Regions from separate parts of the Homo sapiens genome. Here regions 1 and 3 are each linked to region 2. The links are chromatin contacts, found by Hi-C in ENCODE. All regions are on one chromosome and are shown on one strand. The core of a region is the stretch at or near the end of the contact, and the rest is flanking DNA. Distances in the headings are between cores, read along the strand shown. Region 1 has its middle 70 kb from the start of DOCK10. Region 2 has its middle 41 kb from the start of FAM124B. Region 3 overlaps DOCK10 (dedicator of cytokinesis 10).

Region 1 (2,767 bases), core at 120-2,619, 750 kb after region 2:
TAAATAAAAAGAAAAAAGAAAAAAAAAAGAAGTGAATGTGTAGCACTATAGGGAATTTAGAATAATACCATCCATTACCTCAAGCATTTATCATTTCTTTGTGTTAAGAACACTCCAGTTCCACTCCCTTAGTTATTTTTAAATAGTCAATAAATTATAGTTGACTACAGTCGCCCCATTGTGCTATCAAATAGCAAATCTTATTCATTCTATCTAACTATATTTTTATACCCATTAACCATCCCCACTTTCCCCCTGTTCCTGGGTACCCTTCCCAGCCGCTGGTAACCATCATTCTAATCTGTATCTACATGAGTTCAGTTGTTTTAATTTTTAGCTCCCACATATCAGTGAGAACATACAAAACTTGTCTGTGTGCCTGGCTTATTTTACTTAACTTAATGTCCTTGAGTTCCATCCATGTTGTTGCAAATGAGAGAATTTTATTCTTTTGTATGGTTGAATATTCTATTATGCATATGTACCACATTTTCTGTATCCATTCATCTGTTGATGGACAATTAGGCTACTGTAGATCATTAACCTTTGAAAAATAATATTTAAATAAACACCAATGAGGCTTATAAATCAACTTAATTTTAGTTTTTTACTTTTGAACTAACTCAAGCTATTTTTTTGAAATTTAAATTTACTAACGCTTTCTTTAACTAGAATATCCTGAAGTTTTCCTGAAATTGGGGATTATCTTTCTTTTTAATGTAAAAATGATGTCTCGCTCTGATATAAACATAAGAAATTCAGTTTCTTTTCAACTATTGTTGGAAAATTTCAGAGGTTGCTTTCACATCATGTTTGTGGCCTGTCATGCTGAAGGTTGTATTCCCAGGTGCTCTTGTTCTCCCTGGTAGCATCTGGCCATCTCATTGCTATATCTTCCTGGTGATCTAGTCTTCTCTGGACTCCTTTCCCTGTCCCCGTATGGTCATAACTACTTCTCTTTAAACCCTAAGGTTACATTAATGTAAGAACACTGTGAAACTAGTGGAAGATTAGCCTTTACTGACTACCAGAGGGTGATAAGGGGCAAGGCATTATACTATTGAATGGGAAAATCAGTAAAATTAGATATCAGACACCATTGTTTCTGAAATCCACTGCTGAACTTCATCACAGAAAGACCATTAATTTATTTTGTCTCCACCCACTTGGCCAAGGGCCTCCTTCTGGTCGCTGGGGCAGGCCCTCATTCAGAGCTGCCTTCCTTTTCTGTTTCATCTACTTGCCTCTTTCAGTGCCTGGGACTCCCGACCCTCCAGCCCACTCACAGGAAGACGCCAAATCATTTTTACAAATGATTTTAAATAAACAGCGTGAGTACAAAAGGTTACTCTTCCCCTTTTCTTTAAACTTCATCCTACAGAGCAGTTTAGCCATCTCTGTTCTCACTTCTGCATTCCAGGTTCGGCTGCAGGCCCTGCTTTCGATAGCCACAGTGCCTGTTCCCTGGGAAATCCTCTCTCTCCTCTGAATGCAGAAATGGTAGCTGTCAGCATGGACACGTGCACGCATGCACACATGCACATTCTCCTTTTGGATTCATGTCACTCGTTACATTTTGTGGACTATAGGCTTTCAGTATGCTACATGCTTTCATATTATTTAACCATCCTCTTATAAGTGTTATGCATGGAAAACAGATTAATAAAGAAAAATTGTTAACAGTTTGGAAAGTCTGAGCATCTTTCCCCCTAATAAACCTCTTACATGTGACAGCCCAGAACTAATTTTGCTCAGTCTGATGCCAAGCCTGTGCCCTGCTGCTACACTAAACTGTATCTCATGATTTTTTTCTGTAGAATGGTGAAAAGATAGAGTAACACCCAGTAAAATACAATGTCACAGGCATTGAATGTTCTTAACAAAATAAAATAATTGTGACTTCGTTTTCAAAATGTTTGTATGAAATTATAGAAATACATGGTTGGAATTTCTACCCATGTACAGGAACATTTTTGTTTCAAAGGCTGTTGAAATCTGATATCTGTCACATCTGTGATCCAGAAGTCCCTAAGGCCTGAGATTATCCAACAGTGGTGCAAATGAAATAGATGTTTCATTGTTTACGAAATGCTCAGTATAAGTGCTGGCAGTGAATGCCAGATTTGAGGAGACTGTATACCATGGTGCCTCTCCCAAACTGCCAAAAATACGACAACTGTTAATTCTCAGTATCCCTGAGAAGCAAGCAATTTATAGTATAGAAGTCAAACCCATAAAGGAAATGTTCAGAATCTATGGGTGGATAAGACTCAAGTCTGTTAGGTGAGCCAAACTTAATTTTTGACTCCTGCTAAGATTGGGAGAATTCTGCTTGTGAAATCCCTCTGGAATCCTACACTATACCCTGTGTTACAATCACGATGGCCTCATGGAACACTATGTCATCATCTGCAGAAATATACAAATGCTGGATCTTAAATTATTTACTATAATGTGTTTAGAATATTAACTATAATTGCTTCATGTCTACTGAGCTTGAATATAAATTTCAGTTTTTTGGATAATAAATTTTGTACTCACCTAAGATTGTATATGCCCAAAATATATAATGCACCATGAGAAGAGTAAATTAACAACTTTTCTATCTAATTTTTAATAGATTTCCAGATAATCTTGTTACAGCTTAAATTTTTCTATTTGGTCAACTACACAAGGAGAAACTAGGGAGAAAAAGTCCTGTGGAATAGTGGAAAATTCATTAAAATTCTCTGAATAATTTACTCATGGATGCAACTTTACATAGCAT
Region 2 (2,718 bases), core at 179-2,678:
GCTTTGACATCTAGGACCTTGCTGACTCTAGACAGACTGCCTGAATCAGGCCAGCCAATTTCTAGAGATAGTAAAGGACTCACCTGCAAGTGCACCTTTCAGATGCCAAGCAACGACCCCAGAGCCCACACCCAGCCACCTCCTTTAGCATCTGTCATAGGGCCCTCAGACTCAGGCCAATATTCCCCTGCCCTAATCACCCCAGGGCCAAATACTAGACAACCAGACGCAGTCCCTCCACCCCAGAGCTCACTGGAATTATTCAAACTAGCCAATCCTAAGCCTGCTTAGCCCACCCCACCAGGGAAACCAGGATAAAGGTCCTCGCCCACTATTCCCCTCACCAATTCTGCCTCCTGACTTGCCCTAGTGCTCTCCCATGTGGCCGTGAATGGTGTGGCATGCCCCCTCCACCAGGAGCTGTGAGCAATAGCTATCTTTACAATGGCAGTCTGGCAGTTGTCTCCTGATCTGTTGGCCTCACCATAATTAAATTATATACAATTGAATCATAATATAAGTATGAATAATATTCACAATTGAATAATAATGAAATCTACATTTTAAAACATTTTAATAAGGTTCAAGACAGTTTTGAAATATTGATATTTTCAACATGATTAGAATAAATTTATACCCATAGACATGATGGCCAACTATAATGCATAGAATTATTATGTAACATCTCTTATGAACTAAACATTCTACTGTGTAATTTAGAGAATATAATAATTTTTAAAATAATCTTTAGTCTTCATCACCCCTCATTACTCCTTAGAGGAATCAGGTACATGTGCAACATAGCATAGATTATAAGACAAACTGTGATCATTGCCATTACAGAGATACAAGGAAATATGGGAGGGTAGGAAAAGGAGAGATTAATTCTGGGAAGAGATTTCCATTGTGGATAGAATCCAACATTTTTAGGCTGGGCGCAGTAGCTCACACCTGTAATCCCAGCACTTTGGGAGGCCAAGGAGGGCAGATCACTTGAGGTCAGGAGTTTGAGACCAGCCTAGCCAACATGGTGAAACACTGTCTCTACTAAAAATACAAAAATTAGCCGGGCATGTTGGTGCATGCCTGTAATCCCAGCTACTTTGGGAGGCTGAAGTAAGAGAATCCCTTGAACCTGGGAGGAAGGGGATGAAGTGAGCCAAGATGGTGCCATTGCACTCCAGCCCGGGCAACAAGAGCAAAACTCTGTCTCAAAAAAAAAAGGAAAGAAAAAGAAAAGAATCCAACATTTTTATTTCCTTTTATATGTTCTACATTTCTTTATTCAGTGTTAATTTGGAGATTTATAAAGACTTAAAAATCACTTTTTTAAACTAGTACATTCTTGATTAATTCAAGTAAATCATTGCCACCTGACAAGCTTTTTAGCCTCCAGTAGAACAAATTATGAGTCAATACTGCACACAATTCCTTCTAAGAGTGAAATGAAACATGAGAACTTGTTATAGTTGGAGAGCTCAATTATATACGTGGGCAACTTACATTTTGTTGCCAACTAACTTGGCCTCGTGACAATCTAGTAGGTTGCAAGTTTGCTTGGCATAAAGTTTAACTAGGAATGAAAATTAGCAAAAGTATTTAGAAATTTTTTATCCTTCTATTATATAGTTTAACTGCTTCTGTGGATTATTGTTTTTCCACTTAAAGATAATTTTTATGATCAATAAAGTATTACGCAAACAAGAATCCACTTAACACTAATATCAGTTAGGCATCAGCATGTCCCTGTGATGTACATGAGTCATCTTACATAAAAATGACTGCAGTGATTTTTAACAAAGGAATTCTAGGTAGTCCCACTAAGACTGGGACCTGTGAGGCTCATATGCAATGACAGGTGTCTTTTTTGCCTTTTCTCAGTTGCTGTCTTTACCTCTTCTGGGTAAAAATGGCCTTGATAAGGCCATTGCTTTCTGCCACTGGCCCTTTCCCACCATGTCTGGGCAAATGCCCTCATGGCCTCTTGTTAGCCTATACGGCATCCTTGTGTAAATTGGAAAAAGGAAAACTTTCTTTGCAACCCTCAGCTGTCCCCTCTGAAAAGTTATCTTAACTAACATGAGTCCAAAAATGCAAAAATAATGAAGGTAGTTCCTCAAGTGTGCACACCCAACCTGTGCAGTATGATAGGACCCTGGTTGCTGTGCAAAAGGGAAATGTACCTTCCTGTCTATCCCAGTGAACACTGGATGTCTGTGTCCATGGCTGTTTGACAAAATGCTTGTGTTTTACAATTAATATAGAACCCAAGTTTACAGTTTTTATCAATTAATATTCCAGGTTATTCCAATCATAACCCCACTTCCCATCACTTGCATTCTGATCATCTTAGCTCTGAATTAGAGCTAAAGGATACAGTTTATGCCGGCAGAATGAAAACATCCCTGGACCCCAATCTCTAATGGTGACCTGGGATTGATGTACAGAATTGTGAATTTTGTTTTTCTGTCCCTTTTCCTTATCCTTCTAACTGTGGATACATCTTTATTAAGAAAAGGACAAGAGACCAGGTGCAGTGGCTCACACTTATAATCCCAGCACTTTGGGTGGCCAAGGTGGGTGGATTGCTTGAGTCCAGGAATTTGAGACCAGCCTGGCCAACATGGCAAAACCACATCTCTACTAATACAAAAATTAGCCAGGCATGGGGGTCCACACCTATAGTCCCAGCTACTCAGGGGACTGAGGTAGGAGGAT
Region 3 (3,034 bases), core at 74-2,573, 640 kb after region 2:
TTGAACTGAGGACGCAGAGGTTGCAGTGAGCCGAGATCGTGCCACTGCACTGTAGCCTAGGCAAGAGTGAGACTCCATCTCAAAAAGAAAAAAAATTAATCACTAGAAGCTATTGTGTTAATCTGGCTAATGATGTGTTAATTGGAGTTAAACTATGAAGTGGCTTAGTGCTGTTTTGTGTCAACAGTGGGATGCCAAACATTATTATGGGCAGTGATATTTTATCAGTACTTTAAAGTGACTGGTTAGCTACTAATAGTAGAAATAGTAGCAGTAGTCTGGCCACATTCAGGGTATATGCATTTATCAGTAAGTACATAGATGAACTAGCAGGTAGGTGCTCGGGACTTTGGTAAGTCATGAATGAAAAGAGCTACACAACAATATACAACAGACCTTTTTTTTTTTTTTTTTTGAGACGGAGTCTCGCTCTGCCACCCAGGCTGGAGTGCAGTGGCTTGATCTCAGCTCACTGCAAGCTCCGCCTCCCGGGTTTACGCCATTCTCCTGCCTCAGCCTCCCAAGTAGCTGGGACTACAGGTGCCCGCCACCATGCCTGGCTAATTTTTGTGTATTTAGTAGAGATGGGGTTTTACCATGTTAGCCAGGATGGTCTTGATCTCCTGACCTTGTGATCCACCCGCCTCAGCCTCCCAAAGTGCTGGGATTACAGGTATGAGCCACTGTGCCTGGCCAGTATACAACAGACTTTCTATAATAGAGTTTTATTTGCAATACTGTGGAAGGGCAGTGTCTTAGTCCATGCAGGCTGCTATAATAAATACCATAACCTGGGTGGTTTATAAACAACAAAAATTAATTTCACACAGTTCTGGAGGCAGGAAGTCCATGATCGAGGCGTCGGCAGGTGTGGTGTCTGTGAGGGCCTGCCTCCTGGTTCACAGATGGCATCTCCTTGGTTTGTCCTCACATGGTAGGAGGAGCAAATGAGCTCCCTTGAGCCTGTTTCGTAAGGGCACTAATCCCACTCCTGAGGGCTCTGCCCTCATGACCTAACCATCTTCCATAAGGCCCCACCTCCTAATACCACCGTCTAAGGAGTTAGGATTTCAACATGTGAATCTGGGGGGAGATGGTAAGGCGACACACATAAGCAACCCATAGCCAAGAGAGAGGGAGCGTAATTCAGTCAGGGGGATTCCATATGGCTTCTCAGAGTCTAAGCTATTTGACCTGGGCCGTGAAGGATGAATAAATGACACTTGGGAGGAAAAGTGAGTTAGAGTATTTCAAATGTGAAAGGCTATGTGGCTCACGAAGGCATCTGACTTTTGAAGGCCGATACCACTTGTTTACCTGATGCTAAACTCTCCCTATATTAGCACTGCCCCCTGCTGTCCATTGTGAGAAGAGGTCTGAAAGGACAAATGCATCCTTTTTGCCATTTTGCCCTTTAAAAATGAACAGACTGTCATCCTCAATATCACTTATTTGTAGTATCATTTCTTCAAGTTTCCATTACCAAGTGGCATGCTGAATAAAAGCAGGCACAGACCAAGAACAGCAATGACAACACGGCTTTCTCAGTGAGTTTACATAGATGTAAGCCTGATTCCACCTCTTAGGGTCCTTTATTGATAGATAAGTCATACATTTCTTTGGCCTCAGTAGTTGAGATTTAGTCAGCTCTTCAGCTCTCTTTAACTGTTAACTGATGAGAATATTTGGAGACAGAAAATGTCTCAGTGACTCCTCATCATAGTGAGACAATGGCCACGCCATGCCACGAGGAGCTAGTTGCATGGGCAGGCAGGTGTAAACATCCACATATGCAGAAAGAAAAAAGCCAGCAGCTGGCATCTCGTCACCCACAGCTTCCAGAAACAGTCTGGAATGTTGTTGGATGCTCAACACTGCAGAATTGGTATGAACCACATCAGTGTGGTCTGTCTTGCATGATCGGGCAGGTGTAAACATCCACATATGCAGAAAGAAAAAAGCCAGCAGGTGGCATCTCGTCACCCACAGAATGTTGTTGGTCGCTCAACACTGCAGAACTGGTATGAACCACATCAGTGTGGTCTGTCTTGGGGCAGACAGCAAGAACCGAGAAATGACCAGGGTAAATTCTGAGAGTGACAAATTCCATCTCTATTTGAGAATGGGAAGGAATTTGAAGGTTACATTTTTATTTTTATTTTATTCTATTTTAGAGACAGGGTCTCACTTTATCACCAGGCTGGAGTGCAGTGGCATGATCTCAGCTCACTGCAGCTTCGACTTCCTGAGCTCAAGTGATGCTCCCACCTCAGCCTCCCGAGTAGCTGGGACTATGTGTGTACCACCACACCTGGCTAATGTTTGTATTTTTAGTAGAGGCAGGATTTCACCATGTTGCCCAGGCTGGTCTTGAACTCCTGGACTCAAGTATGCATCTGCCTCGGCTTCTCAAAGTGCTGGGATTACAGGTGTAAGCCACCGTGCCTGGCTGGAAGGTTACATTTTTCAGTTTGAGTTTTGGGTAAACATCCCCATGGAGATCCTAAGTTCACTGATGGTGGTGTGGGACCTTTTATGATTCCACTAGAATGCTGATCTTGGGAGTAGAATTCTCCTTAGAACCGTGGCTGATGCAACTCGAATCAGAAGAAAGACCCACAATCTGGAAATCCTGACACTTTCCTGAGTGTGTTGACTTCATGTTTGACTGAATGAACCTTTTGTTCAAAAAAGGCAAATCTAAAACACAGACATACGCTTCACTTCTTTTAGTTTCAAATTAAAAGTTTTATCTAATAGTAGTATTTGTTCAAAATTTTACAAGGTAACATTGTTGATGTTTCATTAGCATCCCTGATCCCTAATGGCCATCCTATCTCTTAAACCACAAGAAATATTGTCTCTTTAAAGTCCATAATGTGCATTTACACTGATAAAATAAGGCCAGTGACTCCCAAGCTGCTTTGGGGAAAGAGGCCATCTTTTCTCTGTGTGACTTGTTCAGTGGCAATTGGAGTTTTACATCTGCTCTACAGGTCCAATCATAATAGAGCTCACTGTTATGTTAAATGTA

What was found. A loop is a pair of places that touch in the nucleus more often than their neighbours do. Pooled maps may share reads with other maps.
Region 1: a map of MCF 10A shows a loop between it and region 2 (5-fold over the local background). The contact joins two enhancer-like sites. A Hi-C loop is called at or near these places in 3 of 168 maps with a recorded cell type or tissue (CD8-positive, alpha-beta T cell, MCF 10A and mammary epithelial cell), 1 of 37 single-sample maps with no recorded cell type and 5 of 50 pooled maps.
Region 3: a loop to region 2 is called in a map of tibial artery, with 9 times the contacts of the local background. The contact joins two enhancer-like sites. A Hi-C loop is called at or near these places in 24 of 168 maps with a recorded cell type or tissue (A673, B cell, Calu3 and 20 more), 27 of 37 single-sample maps with no recorded cell type and 29 of 50 pooled maps.

What each region holds. Positions count from the first base shown.
Region 1 is chr2:225,111,467-225,114,233 of GRCh38, forward strand. No RefSeq gene overlaps it. Among named protein-coding and RNA genes, the nearest start is that of DOCK10, 70 kb to the left of the region's middle. Within about 2 kb of position 1,370, at least 3 of the 41 ENCODE cell types and tissues checked have a DNase peak (open chromatin) inside an H3K27ac peak, as active enhancers do.
Region 2 is chr2:224,359,408-224,362,125 of GRCh38, forward strand. No RefSeq gene overlaps it. Among named protein-coding and RNA genes, the nearest start is that of FAM124B, 41 kb to the right of the region's middle. Within about 2 kb of position 1,429, at least 2 of the 41 ENCODE cell types and tissues checked have a DNase peak (open chromatin) inside an H3K27ac peak, as active enhancers do.
Region 3 is chr2:225,000,893-225,003,926 of GRCh38, forward strand. All of the region lies in intron 1 of DOCK10 (dedicator of cytokinesis 10), which reads right to left. Among named protein-coding and RNA genes, the nearest start is that of MIR4439, 8.1 kb to the right of the region's middle. Within about 2 kb of position 1,324, at least 6 of the 41 ENCODE cell types and tissues checked have a DNase peak (open chromatin) inside an H3K27ac peak, as active enhancers do.